2 separate regions of the Homo sapiens genome follow, and region 2 is linked to region 1. A link is a loop called in an ENCODE intact Hi-C map of the cell type or tissue named here. Cell type or tissue: K562. All regions are shown on one strand.

What was found. A loop is a pair of places that touch in the nucleus more often than their neighbours do. Peaks named below come from ENCODE experiments on the same cell type or tissue, not always from the same donor. Only the 100,000 strongest peaks of a DNase experiment are listed, where the experiment ranks them.
Region 2: a loop joins it to region 1, with 4 times the contacts of the local background. A loop is called at or near these places in 3 of 110 quality-filtered maps.

What each region holds. Positions count from the first base shown.
Region 1 is chr5:103,471,018-103,479,017 of GRCh38, forward strand. It overlaps the pseudogene PDZPH1P. Among named protein-coding and RNA genes, the nearest start is that of LINC02115, 67 kb to the right of the region's middle. In K562, a CTCF peak has its summit at 4,813 (motif pointing left); DNase peaks (open chromatin) are centred at 2,014 and 4,834.
Region 2 is chr5:102,678,011-102,686,010 of GRCh38, forward strand. The region is part of intron 2 of LOC105379104 (a long non-coding RNA gene); the gene reads left to right. Among named protein-coding and RNA genes, the nearest start is that of LINC00491, 11 kb to the left of the region's middle. In K562, a CTCF peak has its summit at 3,565 (motif pointing right); a DNase peak (open chromatin) is centred at 3,591.

The DNA of each region.
Region 1 (8,000 bases):
CTATACCCTAAGGGGTATTTGGACCCCAGGTTAAGAACCTCCATATCTACAGGCTGAAGTGTTTGGTGAAAAACCGTAAAGGAGGGTGTCTACAGTGGTATGAGGATTCAAGACTGGTAAAAGGAGCACAGGATAGCAGGAAGACGTTTAGATTAGGAGATTCACAACTAAGATATTTCTGAGATAAATTTTCTTAATTCTTAGCACCATCACCCAAATTCAGCCTCTTACCTCTTGTCCGAATTAATACAATGCCTCCTGACTGATCTTACAACCCAAGCTCCCAGCACCACCATGCAGTCCTAAAGAATAGCTTTATTTATGTTTCAGTTATGCTTCTGTGTTCAAAAATCACTCAGTGCATCTTCATTGCCCCCTAAATAAAGTACAACTCTTAAGTCTGAATGTAGAGTTCTTTATTATTTGGCTTTGGTGTACCTTTCTAGTCTAAGTCTCCATTAGTCTTCTCCACATATCCCATGATACAATCAAACTGGCCCACTTTTGGCTCCCTAATTGGATCCCAACACCCTCCTGTGTAGCCTTTCATCAGGCTTTTGCTTCCATCTGGAATTCTCTTCCCCACATTACATGTGCAGAAATCCTACCCATGTTAAAAGTTTAAGTTCAACAGCCACCCATTATGAGAGCAGAAATTTTGTTTCATTCAACTTGGTTTCTAGAATAACGATTAGCTGTATCCCTTACATATAAAAGATGGTCAATAAGAACATTTTAAATGAACAAGAAGGTTAAACATGGGATCTTGGGGAAATCTCAAGATTAGAAATTGGTGAATTTAAGATGGAATTCAAGGTAGCATATTTCAGCAGCATGTGTGAAAGACTGGAAGGAGTCCTACCATTTAGAAGAATAGGGAGTTAGCCAGTAATGAATTGGAGCTCTTGTATCACTTTATTTGGATATGTTTTTATTTTATTTGGCTTCATTTCTTTATTTTGTTTTTATTCTCAATATCTTCTCAATGATGAAAAGGAGGAGAAGGTGGTGATGCTATAAGAAAGGGGCCCTGCATATTGGTGCCAGCCGATTCCACCATGGTGGTATGAATATCAGCAGTCCTACATGTGCCATGGTGGTTTGCTGCACCTATTGACCCGTCCTCTAAGTTCCCACCCCTCCCCTCACATACATCCATGTAACAAACCTGCATGTTCTGCACATGTATCCCGGAACTTAAAATGCAATAAAATAAAATAAATGAAATCATACAAAGAAAAAGAATATCAGTAGTCAGGTGGGAGGTGTACAGAATATCCTTTACAGTGAGAGTATTTTTTTAAAAGGTTCCTTCCTATATAAACTCAGACTTTTCCTTTCTTAAATGTTGCCTGCCTTTAACTTACACGAGATTCTGGATAGAAATTCTCATGCTAACCAACTCCAGCTTTCCAGTTCCCATAGTACCCATTACAGAACAATGCAATCTCAAGGCTGCTGATGATATCAGATCTGATGAATTCTCTGTTCTCTATAAATTATTCAAAGCAATTTCAGCTTACCAGAAATGAATTTCCCTTTCTATGCAAAAGGCAAGTTTTGGTCATTTTCACCTTAAAATAACCTAATGATACTCAAGAGTAAATAGATGGATACAGAATATTTCTCAAGAAATTTGTCCTGTGAAGGCTAAACTGACCTATATACATATCTCTTTGCCAGATTCAAATGCAACTTGATATCTGTTAGATTAAAGAACTGGGGAGAATTAATATTAAGTTGACCTTGAGCTCTCTCAATTTCTGATGAAAAGTTTCAAGTTGCAAATGTTCCTTCTGTGCTTTCAGAACACATTTTTTCGTAGCTAGATAAGGCATTCCATTTGCAAGCTTTTTAAGATTTCTTGGATAGAATTTTATGCAACTTATTCAGTATTATAATTCCCATGATATAACAAATGCATCTGACCACCACACAAAATGGCAGTGATTACAAAGAGATTCAATGACCACAGCCTAGCTTGCCTTGTCATTGTGTTTGGCCCAAGGAAACAGGAGATAGCAGTCTGTGCCATTATGCAATATTTAGGACAAGGATGACTCAGTTTAAATGGAAACATTATCTTAGTTCTGAGGTAAAAGGGCAGCTCTGCAAGGAAATACCTTTTATGTAAACAAAGATGACAACCTTATCCCAAAGGGAAAAATGCAAATGACATATGTACTTCATGAATAATTTGTCTTAATTGTCCATTCTTGGAATCATACTCCAAGAATTCCTTGTGAAGAACAAAGAGACAAATTTTCATTGATTGATTCTCCCATTGCTGCTTTAGCAGATAATTGACTCAAATAAGGTAATTCCAAGAAAAAAATTTATGTACTAGGGAACCATAAAATAGTTTCCACCCTAATGAAGCCTCTGACATTTTGGTTAAAACACTTAAAGAAGTGTGAATAGTGGTTTAACAGTCTTTGTGCAAACGTTGTCAGGTTTCTGGAACACCTTTTCCAAAGGCTCTGCTGCTATAACTGCTGCTGCTGTTGCTAATGTTAGGCATTATAGCCTACTGGAAAAATCTGTGGAAGAAAGAGATCGTATGCTTTCTTTTCAAATTTTTGAGCATAAAATGTAAATAATCAAGCATTTATCTGACTATAATATATCAGGCAGCTAGATAATCCTGCTGTTCTGTTTGGTTATTGGAGTTGGGTTAGTGGAAGGATTATTTAAAAACCCAATACCTAATTAAGGATGGAAGGTAGGTAAGGAGTCCAGATTTACTCTTACTGTTCTGGGCACAGTTTTCTAAATTGAATACAAAGATACCAATGGATATGAAGAACATACAGATTTTCTCCATCACTCCAAATGCATTGGCCATGTCATTGTTTGCTGCAGAAGTTGAAATGGCATCCTCCCAACCCACAATTTCACCAACAGAACTGCTTCTGCATTGTGTCCCAACAACAGGATGAGGTGAGGGCTCAATGTTCTTGAGATTTAGAGAGAACAAATTACTGCCCACAAAATTACAACATCCATAGAAAAAACAATATTGTATTTTTGAAGGATGGCCAATGTCCTTTTTAAATTCAAATTTAGAAGGAAACATACTCCTTTATATTTATATATTACAGATTAAAAATAGCAAATTACCAAAGACCTATGTCTTTTTTTATAAAGAGCAATATTAAAGATCTCATTAAAAACTCTCTAGTATTTTGCAGGTTTTTTATGATACATTAATCTTTTCTTTTCTCTCAGAGGTGTTTTAGCCTCTTTCTACTTTGAACAATTGACCCTGTGCAAGGAGAAAGACGGCCATGTTGAAGAGCTGATGCACTGATACAAATATGAATTTACAGAGCATCAGTTCTCAACTTGAGTGTGCATGACATTCATGATCTGTGTGTTTATTAAGATCCATATTCCTGAGCCCCACTGCATAAATACCAATTTGGTAGACCCGATGTGATGCCTGGAGTATCTGACAACTGCCTCGGTGGTTCAATTTGAGAAACACTGAGATAGAGAGGTAGGAATAGGCTGGTTATTTTAAGTGCTCTTTCAAGAACTACTTTTATGTACCTACAGTTTGCATTTGGCATCCTCAGTTTGTCCTTAATGGGTCTGTCTGTGTCTTGTGATGTCCGCCTCCCCTTCCAGCACTCCCTGACCTACCAGTGCCACGCTGCTGCACTCAATTGCCCCTTCACCCTAGGGAAAGGGGATATATCTGATGTGGTGCAGAAAGACCCCTCTCCTCTTCCTCACTTGAGCTTTATTTCCTTTGGTATTTTTCTTTATACCAGGTAGCAGCACTTAAGAAGCAGCCTGATAAACTGTCTAATGCTTGGTAGGAATATAATGATTGAAAACAGTTTAATGCTCCCTCTTCAGGTCCTTTGTTTTAGCTGTTTCATTCTCCCAGATCTTTGTTTTACCTTACATCATATCTTCTGAGACAGACTTCCCTGACTATACCTTGAAAATAGCCTCCCAACCTCATCCCACCCTTTCAGCCACTCTCAAATCCAAATATTTACCGGTATCTAAAATTGTCTTCTTTCTTTTCTGTCTTTTCCCATAGTAAAGCATAACTTCATGAGAACTGTAGGCCTTGTCTACCATTTTTGCAGCTCTATTCCTGGCATATAATAAGTTCTCAATAAGCATTTAGTAAGTAAGTAAATGGATATGGATTTCTCCCAGGAATATATTTTAAAAGCAGACATGAAATGATGGCTTTGCTTTTATCCCTGGGAATTTCAGGTACTGGGCAGCCTGGAAAGGGAGCTATTTTTGGATACTAGCCTTCTAATTAACAACCTGAACATACCCTTGGCAAGTGGGATTTGGTTTTAGGGAGGAAAGCAGAAGGTGATGAGAGAAAGTCAGAGAAGCAAAGGGGTGGATTTCTTCCCATTCTAAAATGCGCTTTTTTGAGGGGTGGTGGGGGACTTCTTAATACTTGGAAGATTGCTCCAACAAAGTATTATCCTAAGAAATGTGGTCATCCTATAACAGACAACATTCCCCCCACATACCCTAACACCCTAACACCCTCCTAACCTAGAACTAGCTGCTTAGTGCCATTCCTTTCTTAGGGGAATTTGTCCAAAGTCAGAAGCTGGTGACCAGTATCAACAGGAGGATTTCAGATGAACATCAGCTACCTGGCTTAAGGGCTGTAAATCTATTGTAAATTGCATAATTTTTAGTCCTTGTTTTTCTATTTCGGAAGAGAGGGTCTAAATTATTTTTTATGTCTCTTCCAGCATTAACAGGAATTTTATGATTCAAACGATCCATGGTCTCTGAAAATAATCATGCATGAGTAAGCTGCTCCATCTACTGGGCATCTCTTAAATTACAAATAAGATTCCAATGAGGTATGGGAACTTGGAGATGACCTTAAGATCTCAATTATATTAACCACATGCATATATTGACTTGTTCTCTTCTTTCTAAATGCTGCAAGCATTCTTCTATTAATTGGGCATTTCTCTGCTTTACTCTTGTGATCTCCGCAAATGATGCTCACAAATCCTACTTAATAGTTCACGTATTTGCCTCTCTGTAGTCTTACACCTTTCTCTAGGGTCTGACACAGTTAGGATGTGGGAACAGGTGAGATCTAGAGTAGAATCAGATTGTCAGGGAGAGGTCAAGACCCAAGATGTAAACCTAGGAGCTGAACCTGGGGTGTGGTCTCCAGGAGCAGGTGGTTTGCAGTCAGGCACAAAACTAGGGACACAAGCATTAGGAAGGAAACTCAATGTAGTGGAAAGAAAGAACATCATCTTTTTAGGCAAGCAAACCTGAGTTTGAATCTGTACTACTTGGCTACACAACCACGGGCAGTTTACTGAGAATGGGGTAAAAACGTGTCAAGGGGATGGAATATAGTATCTGAAACTATGTCCCAGGCCCTGTAATCACTGGTTTACATACATTACCTAATTTAATCCTCATAAAAGCCTTATCAGGTATTATATAAACACAATTTTCTATTAAATGTTGGTGGCTCATTGCTTTTTTTATCCCACACATTCTTCCTGGATAATCTGGCCATGCTTGTGATTTCAACAACAACCTATACAACTCCAGCAGACACTTGATTGTTGCAGGTTAGAAAAGATAGTGGAGAATGATAGCATTCGATGGCTTTTTCAAAGATTTTGCATTAGAAAGGGAGGAGAAATATGGAAAGTTACGAGAAACGTGCATTCAAGGTAGCTCCCCCCACCACCCCCTTCCCCAGGATGGCAGAGACAAACATGTTTTTAGGTTGAGAAAAAGTGAGATCAAAGATATAGATAAGTCAAGTCCAGACAAGGTGAGCCCACATCAAGACAGGTCCACTCTCCCACTAAGATGCTTTTGTCTAGCAGACAAGTACTTCAAAGCAGCATTTGACTCTACTGACCACTTCCATCTTCTTGAAACACATTCCTCTTTGGGCTCTGGGAACAAAAGACTCCCTTTCTTTTCCTCTTGCCCAGTTCCTGCTCAGGCTTTATTGCGAGATCATCCTCCCGCGCCAGACTTCTGACAGGCTCTGTCCTCCACCCAAGGGCTTTGTCTTCAGCTCTCTTCTCTTGTAACCGACATTCTTCCTAGGTAACCTCATGGCATATAATACCATCTCTAAATGCAAATGATTAACATAGCTGAATCTCTTTCCAGGTTTCTCCCCGGAGCTCCAACATTCTGTCTCTACCATATAGTCACCTGAATATTTAACAGGCATGGGGCCATTTGGGTTACAATGGGACCATAAGGTGCCATCAGAAATAAACAATATTGTTTCCTTTCACCATCCATTCAAAGTTATTCTTTGGGCCTGTTTCTCTTCTGCCTCTTGGTTTAATTCCAGGGTAAGTCCCAAGAGTTACCCATTTTTCTGGTAATTTTTAGTTAACCAAAAGTTGTAGCATAAAATGATTATTCTAAGGTTTTGGGCTGCAGAGCCAAACTGACCTTCAAAGCTCACACTCTATTCCACTTCTCCACCCTATCTCCATTTACTTTTAGAGCTTTACAGCTTTTAAAAGTGAATTGTTAGCCTCTTGGCAATTTTGGAAGGGAATATCGCTCATTTTTCTTTGATAAAAGGAAATAAAGATTAACAGGCCTTAGCTACAAAAGACATTCAGGATACATGCATAAAATATTTAATCTTATTTCATGCTCCAAATTTTATTCTTTGTTCAAAATGAAGTCTCCTGTCACTATTGTGTGCCATGCCATCCCCTGGACTCCTCACCCAGCATAGCAGAGTAAATATGCTGCGATGATCAGAATTCCTGAAATAGAGACAAGTATTTCAAACATAACACTGTGTTTTTCTTTGAGCATGTGTAAAGCCCAGTGTGTGAAGTGCCTCCTAGTCCCCCCCACACTCCCACATTTGGATTCTTGCATATATACAGATTCATAGAACAGAACACAAACTGGCTTGTTCTGCTACAATGTAGAGGGAATACTTCCTTTTGTTTTTAACCTGGCTGAACATTCAGTCTTATATAAATTCTTTTGCTGGAACCTATGGGCTAGATATATGTGATTTTGGGGATAGATGGCCTACACAGTACATGTTTCCATCATTTATTCCATTATTTATCAGTTTTTTTGTATCTTCAAATTTTCTCTCTACTTGTTACTACCTCCATCAGGCATTCACATTTAAATTGGTACTTCACATCTTAAAAACTATGACAAAAACAACTCTTCCCTCATACTACCTTCCTTTTCAGCTGTCATTGGAGTTCTCCTTTTGGTAATGGCAGACTAGTTAGAGCAACAACTGTATTGCTGAAAAAAATTTAAAAATTTAAGTATGTTTCTCTTCGAATATATCAGAACTGGTAAGAGAGTGAAGACCAATGGGGCTAAAGTCCAGCAAAAGATGAGCCCAACATTGGAGTCACTTCCATCTAAAAAGGCTGAGAAGCTGAGCAGAGCTTTCAACAGATTCATGGAGTCAAGACCTCGTCAGAGAGGTGGTCCTGTTATGTAAGACTGAGTTAAAACCTTGAAGAATAATACTGGAAATTAGGGCAAATTGGAAAAAGACTAACTCTCACAGGGACTGAAGGTTGACTCACAATCATTTCAGCACTGATCACATTAAAATGACCTTGGATTATGAATATTCTTATTTTCCCAACAGAAACAAAATTGCAGAAATGGCAGGTGATAGAAACAGACTATGGGGGATCCAGATAAAGAAACCATTAGACATGGACTTTAACATGGCTATGATTAATACGTTCAAGGAAATAAAATCATTTGAAAATTTCAGCATAAACAGAAAACTATAAAAAAATGGAAACTATAAATGAAAATATAATTATTGAAATTAATGACTGGAGTGAATCTGCTATTAAACTATAGAGTTGGAAGTATGTCAGAAGAATATATGCAGAATAAAGCACAGAGAGACAAAAATAGTATTATTTTGGCTTTCATTGTTCTATTGAGAAGTTAGCTAATGATCTTATTATTACAATGAGAGCCCCCCACCTGCCCCC
Region 2 (8,000 bases), 790 kb before region 1:
GAGGTTTCAAATTGGTTTTGGTTCATAAAGATGGCTCAATTTTTACAAGTGGGTGTGTTTGTTGACCTGAACAAGAATTGGTTTTGATTCCCTTCACTATAGTTCTCAGGCATTTTTACTTTTGAGAATTCCAAGATGGTCTATGTATTTTCTTAGAAAATGAGGTTGGCAAATAAGTCACTAACTCAGTTTGTACACTGCAAATTGATAGAAAAGTAACAGTTTCTATTTATCACCTAATTTCCTCTTTAGTTTTCAATAAAATGAAAAAGTGAGCAGATTCATTCAGCAAAAGATTAAAATACATTCCCAAGTAGACCTACAGGAAAATCTAATTTATAGAAAATACAACATTAGCCTCTTTAATTCTTAAAAGACTAGCCATAATTTCAAGTAGTCAGTTCACTGATGCATACACATTTTTGGCTCAGGATATATGATTACTCACCTCATATGATTGTGTGGCTTGACTTTGGCTGGCTTACTTTCAATCGTTGCAGAAACATTAATATCCAGAAGTTAGTTGGAGAGTAACATATGCCAACTAGGTATGAGGTAGTTTGTCAATAATCTTGTAACTTTCCACAATATAACCTCACCATCCTTTTATATTGACAGTTTTTGATTACAGAAATGAATTGAAATTTTTTTCTGAAGGCAATTCATCTTGGTTCTGCATACTAAAAACCAGCAAGGTAATGCGGTGCAAAGTTACATGCCACCTCATGATTAAAGGAGTTTAATTCAAAATGTCCAAAGCAAACTTTTAATAGCACAAACAAAATCATATGTTCAAATGTCATGGACTTTGACAACTTTTCTCTCCACCGTGCCAAGATAATGGACTTTGAAGCCACAGAGACATGGCTCCATCATTTGCTAACTGTGGGATCTTTGTGAAACTTAACCTCCAGAACTTCATTTCCTTACTGGTAAAGTGGGGTGAAGGGTTCACAGAATTACTGGCAACTGTAAAATGAGCTAAAGAGATGAGGGGAGACCTGAACCATTGCATGGCATATATGGACGCCCAGTAAATGTCAATTTCACTTTCCTTATCTCCAAAATACTTTAGTAATATGCCTTTAATTGTAATTTTGACCTTGCATTTTACATAAACCCCTAAGTCTGAGGTACTTTTACAATTTGGATACCAATCTTTCCAATAAAGTTGACTGCTATCTCTTCTGTGTAATTTCAACAGCAACAGAAAGTCCCCCTGACTTTAAAAGCATTTCTGTTTGCTCTGCTCATGCCTGAAGCTTCTTTTACCAAGAATAAAGGCATTTATTCTATAATTATAGATAAACTAAAAATATAAATTCCCTGTAGAGAGATAACACCATGACTTAAATTCACACCAGCTTTTAGAGGACTGATAACAGAGAGTTTTCTTTGATTAATTGGGGGAGAGCAGAGGTGAACATGCAGGAGAAGTGCAATGTGGTAACCTGGGCCGGAAGAGAGTCCACAGAGGGAGGAAAATGATCTCAAAATAAGGACAAAGTCAAAGACAATTTTCAACAACCACACAAGTTTTTTCTCCAGACCAGACCCTGCAAAAGGAGATATGATTGACATCACAATGGCTTTTTCAGAAAACAACTTTTTGTCTAATAGTGGTAGAGAATCCAGTTTAAATTACAGGTGTACATTACTGATCAGACCAAGGCATTTATATGATTGGAGATGGTAACACTAGACATATGTCCACAGTGGGATAGACTCTGCTCACAGGCGCTGCTGGTAGGTAGAGCGGTGTGTGTCTTTAACATTCACTTGGTGTTATCACTTGATGTTTCCAGACCTGATTTCCCCATGGTTTGAGGAATAAATAAACTATTGAGAGTAATTTAAAGAGAAGCCACAGAAAGTATTAAGTATCAAGGTTTTCAAACCAATTGGTGTTTCTAACCCCTTACCCTATGGAATGGCTAGGGGTTCCACTGGATGCTCTAAAATTATTCTGGACACACCAAGCAGTCAACAACAACAACAAAGAAACAAAGGGAGGAAGAGTTTTTTTCTGTTTTCAGCCCAACATCAATGGCTCTTTGTGTCATGCTTCAGCCCAAGACACATAACCCGCTGCTTTTGTCAGGTCCATAGCCTAGTGGGAAAATATCAGGTGATTTAAGCAAATTCTGAAAGCACCAAACTGTCAGACTTGAGTATTTATGGTCTTTGATTGCAAACTTACAAAGAACAGAGACCATGTATATATTCTGAACCAGCATCCTATGCATATACAGGGATTATTAAACGATAATATTTTATTGTAGAAGGCATTTAAATGTCCTCTCTGACTGTCAGGCTAAGGTACTTAAACTGTAATGCACATTTTGTCTTCATTCTGAAGTCAGTGCCTTCCTGGTGGTAAAATATTCTTCCTCATACCTCCCTCACTGAAGTTAATAAAACCTTAGTCGTCCTTTAGAACGAGGCTAAATACAATTTCGTCTTAAAGCATTTCTCTGGTTATTCTGGGCAACACTTAAACTTCTTTTATAATTAAAGACAGTATGATGAGCTAGTACTTTACATTCTCATTTTTTTCCCTTGTGTTAGTCTTGATTTTAGAACCTTTTCCTCAGCTGTGTTGTCAGTTCACACGGTGAGGACCATGCCTTATCATTCTGATACCAAGCCCATTTCCATTTATTCTTATCTCATGGTATATGATTTTTTAAAGTAATTTGATTAATTGAAATTTTGTTAGATTATTAAAATCCACATGTCACCATTTGTTAGAGACACAATATTGTGTCGCCCCAAAATTCATATTTTGAAACTCTAACCCCCCAGTGTGACTACATTCGGAGACAGGGCCTGTGAGGAGCTAGGAAAAGTTAAATGAAGTTGTAAGGGTGAGACCCTTATCTGATAGGACTGATGTCCTTATAAACGGAAAAAACACTGGAGCACTTCCTCTTCACCATATGCGCGAAGGTGGCCATCTGCAAGTCAGAAAGAGAACCCTCACCAGAAACAGACCCTGTTGATCCTTGATGTGGGAACTTTTAGCCTTCAGAACTGTCAGAAAATAAATTTCTGTTTTTTAAGCTACTTAGACTCTAGTCTATGATATTTTGTTATGGTAGCCTAAGCCTACTAATACATCACTAAAATCTTAAAAAAAAAAACGCCTGATTCAAGGAAGCAATATGCAAATCCAATAGACATGTTTTCAATTTAGAGAACGAACTGTGTTCACAGCCATAAGAAGTCCATTTTTTGTTTTAATAGTGCAAAGAAATAAAACATTTGCACAATTCTAGTGGAAACTTTTGCCTTGCACTTTCGGCAATGTAGTGGCAATCTTAGAAAAAGACCATAAAAAGAACTAAATAAATTCCTTATAAATTTAGAATGAAAAACGAAGTCAAAATAAATATTTTAAAAACAAAACCACTAATTTTAAAGTAATAAAAATCACTACATAATAGTTGCTTTGCTTAAAAACAACTTTATAGTAAAGCTCCTGTAAGCAGTGCCTCTCAGATGCTGGCATTAATCAACAAAGTCTAAGATTGCATTGGAGCCCCTAGCTTAACAGTTTTTGGCCACCAATAGGGGGCAGCAAGGCACACCAGATCCCTCAGTGACACTTGAGGGAGGCTTGCCAGGTTAGCTAGGAAGTGTCTAGGAGGCATGGCAACATCAGATATGCAGAAAAAGAAATCCATACATCAGATAAGGCACTAGTAGGAGGAGATAGTGAGAATACACAGATCAAAATTTCATTCACGCCAATGGAAAGCATGGAGTGGAACTGAGATGTTTATGCTTCTAGAAATCGTATGTGTCAGCATCTCTTAATTCTACTAAATCTGACAAAATCATCCATAATGTTTAGAATTCTTCTGTCCTGATTTCTCATAGTTAAAACTAAGTGCTTTTTCTTTTTCTTCTACTCAATTCCTTTAAGCCTGCATGGAAAGTAGCTCCACAACATCTTAAAGAGTACATTGGCCTATAATAAAGGGTAGGTTGACTGTTTTTCTCCCCAGAAAAGAGAAGAATTTTCAGTATTCCATAATTGCAGAAAAATACTTTGGTCCAAAAGTAGACTAGTCTTGCCTATCAGAATGTGCCCAGAGAGCTAGGTCCTGAAAGCAATTAAACCTAGTTCTAAAAGATCTTGAGCATAAGAAAATTGGAACTGTTTGTTTAATTCCTTACTAGATATTACATTGACATGCCTTTAGAGTTACTATGCATTTGATAAATATAGGAAAAGACAGTAAATATTTTGCTGATTAGTCAAAAATATATGGGCTGATAGATTGATTTCCTCACTTCAGCCACAAAGTAAAGAACTTCCAGCCTTCCCAATTTATAGAGCAAATTTTAGAATGTTTCTGTGCAGAATGTTTTACAGAGAGTGATAACGAAAAGGAGCTCAGAGCTTATTTTCTGTAGGATGTATGTACAGCTCTGACTCAGACCTAAGTATGGAATAGAACACTCCTTGCTCTTTCTCCACTGAGCAAAGTCCAAATGTTGATCATGTTAGAAGAATCAACTTCTTCTAACGCAGGTGGGCACCATCCAATCTAATCTGTTGAGAATGAGAATTAACAAATTGGCAGAGGAAAGGCAAATGTGCTCTCTCTCCTTAAACTGGGACATTCATTTTCTCCTGCCCTCAGACATCAGTGCGCCTGGTTTTTGGATCTTCAAACTCAAACTGGGACTTATGCCATTGGCTCACCTGGTTCTGAGGCCTCTGGTTTTGGACCAGACCTATACCACTGGCTTTCTTGTCCTCCAGCTTACAGACAAGACAGCAGATTCTGGAACTTAGCCTCCATACTTGTGTGAGCCAATTCCTCGTAATAAATCTTTGTCTATCTGTTTGTATATCTACGTACCTATCCCATTATTTGTTTCTCTGGAGAACCCTGAATAATACAAATATGCTACCTTTTCTGATTTCTTTTTTCTTTTTTTTTTTTTTTTGGTAGAAGGAAGGGCTTTATTCAGCTGGGAACATCAGTAAGCTACTGCCTTAAAATCCGAGCTCCCCGAGTGCACAATTTCTGTCCCTTTTAAGGGCTCACAACACTAAAGATTTCACATGAAAGGGTCGTGATTGATTTATTATTATTATTATTATACTTAAAGTTTTAGGGTACATGTGCACAACATGCAGATTTGTTATATATGTATACATGTGCCATGTTGATGTGCTGCACCCATTAACTGGTCATTTAGCATTAGGTATATCTCCTAATGCTATCCCTCCCCCCTCCCCCCACCCCACAACAGTCCCCGTTGTGTGATGTTCCCCTTCCTGTGTCCATGTGTTCTCATTGTTCAATTCCCAACTATGAGTGAGAACATGCGGTGTTTGGTTTTTTGTTCTTGCGAGAGTTTGCTGAGAATGATAGTTTCCGGCTTCATCCATGTCCCTAAAAAGGACATGAACTCATCACTTTTTATGGCTGCATAGTATTCCATGGTGTATATGTGCCACATTTTCTTAATCCAGTCTATCATTGTTGGACATTTGGATTGGTTCCAAGTCTTTGCTATTGTGAATAGTGCCGCAATAAATATACCTGTGCATGTGTCTTTATAGCAGCATGATTTATAATCCTTTGGGTATATACCCAGTAATGGGATGGCTGGGTCAAATGGTATTTCTAGTTCTAGATCCCTGAGGAATCGCCACACTGACTTCCACAATGGTTGAACTAGTTTACAGTCCCACCAACAGTGTAAAAGTGTTCCTATTTCTCCACATCCTCTCCAGCACCTGTTGTTTCCTCACTTTTTAATGATTGCCATTCTAACTGGTGTGAGATGGTATCTCATTGTGGTTTTGATTTGCATTTCTCTGATGGCCAGTGATGGTGAGCATTTTTTCATGTGTTTTTTGGCTGCATAAATGTCTTCTTTTGAGAAGTGTCTGTTCATATCCTTCGCCCACTTTTTGATGGGGTTGTTTGTTTTTTTCTTGTAAATTTGTTTGAGTTCATTGTAGATTCTGGATATTAGCCCTTTGTCAGATGAGTAGGTTGCAAAAATTTTCTCCCACTCTGTAGGTTGCCTGTTCACTCTGATGGTAGTTTCTTTTGCTGTGCAGAAGCTCTTTAGTTTAATTAGATCCCATTTGTCAATTTTATCTTTTGTTGCCATTGCTTTTGGTGTTTTAGACATGAAGTCCTTGCCCATGCCTATGTCCTGAATGGTATTGCCTAGGTTTTCTTCTGGGGTTTTTATGGTTTTAGGTCTAACATGTAAGTCTTTAATCCATCTTGAATTAATTTTTGTATAAGGTGTAAGGAAGGGATCCAGTTTCAGCTTTCTACATATGGCTAGCCAGTTTTCCCAGCACCATTTATTAAATAGGGAATCCTTTCCCAATTGCTTGTTTTTCTCAGGTTTGTCAAAGATCAGATAGTTGTAGATATGCGGCATTATTTCTGAGGGCTCTGTTCTGTTCCATTGGTCTATATCTCTGTTTTGGTACCAGTACCATGCTGTTTTGGTTACTGTAGCCTTGTAGTATAGTTTGAAGTCAGGTAGTGTGATGCCTCCAGCTTTGTTCTTTTGGCTTAGGATTGACTTGGCGATGCGGGCTCTTTTTTGGTTCCATATGAACTTTAAAGTAGTTTTTTCCAATTCTGTGAAGAAAGTCATTGGTAGCTTGATGGGGATGGCATTGAATCTATAAATTACCTTGGGCAGTATGGCCATTTTCACGATATTGATTCTTCCTACCCATGAGCATGGAATGTTCTTCCATTTGTTTGTATCCTCTTTTATTTCCTTGAGCAGTGGTTTGTAGTTCTCCTTGAAGAGGTCCTTCACATCCCTTGTAAGTTGGATTCCTAGGTATTTTATTCTCTTTGAAGCAATTGTGAATGGGAGTTCACTCATGATTTGGCTCTTTGTTTGTCTGTCATTGGTGTATAAGAATGCTTGTGATTTTTGCACATTGATTTTGTATCCTGAGACTTTGCTGAAGTTGCTTAAGGAGATTTTGGGCTGATACGATGGGGTTTTCTAGATATACAATCATGTCATCTGGAAACAGGGACAATTTGACTTCCTCTTTTCCTAATTGAATGCCCTTTATTCCCTTCTCCTGTCTAATTGCCCTGGCCAGAACTTCCAACACTATGTTGAATAGGAGTGGTGAGAGAGGGCATCCCTGTCTTGTGCCAGTTTTCAAAGGGAATGCTTCCAGTTTTTGTCCATTCAGTATGATATTGGCCGTGGGTTTGTCACAGATAGCTCTTATTATTTTGAGTTATGTCCCATCAATACCTAATTTATTGAGAGTTTTTAGCATGAAGGGTTGTTAAATTTCCTCAAAGGCCTTTTCTGCATCTATTGAGATAATGATGTGGTTTTTGTCGTTGGTTCTGTTTATATGCTGGATTACATTTATTGATTTGCATATGTTGAACCAGCCTTGCATCCCAGGGATGAAGCCCACTTGATCATGGTGGATAAGCTTTTTGATGTGTTGCTGGATTCAGTTTGCCAGTATTTTATTGAGGATTTTTGATTCAATGTTCATCAAGGATATTGGTCTAAAATTCTCTTTTTTTGTTGTGTCTCTGCCAGGCTTTGGTATCAGGATGATGCTGGCCTCACAAAATGATTTAGGGAGGATTCCCTCTTTTTCTATTGATTGGAATAGTTTCAGAAGGAATGGTACCAGTTCCTCCTTGTACCTCTGGTAGAATTCGGCTGTGAATCTATCTGATCCCGGACTTTTTTGGTTGGTAAGCTATTAATTATTGCCTCAATTTCAGAGCCTGTTATTGGTCTATTCAGAGATTCAACTTCTTCCTGGTTTAGTCTTGGGAGGGTGTATGTCTCCAGGAATTTATCCATTTCTTCTAGATTTTCTAGTTTATTTGCGTAGAGGTGTTTATAGTATTCTCTGATGGTAGTTTGTATTTCTGTGGGATCGGTGGTGATATCCCCTTTGTCATTTTTTATTGCGTCTATTAGATTCTTCTCTCTTTTCTTCTTTATTA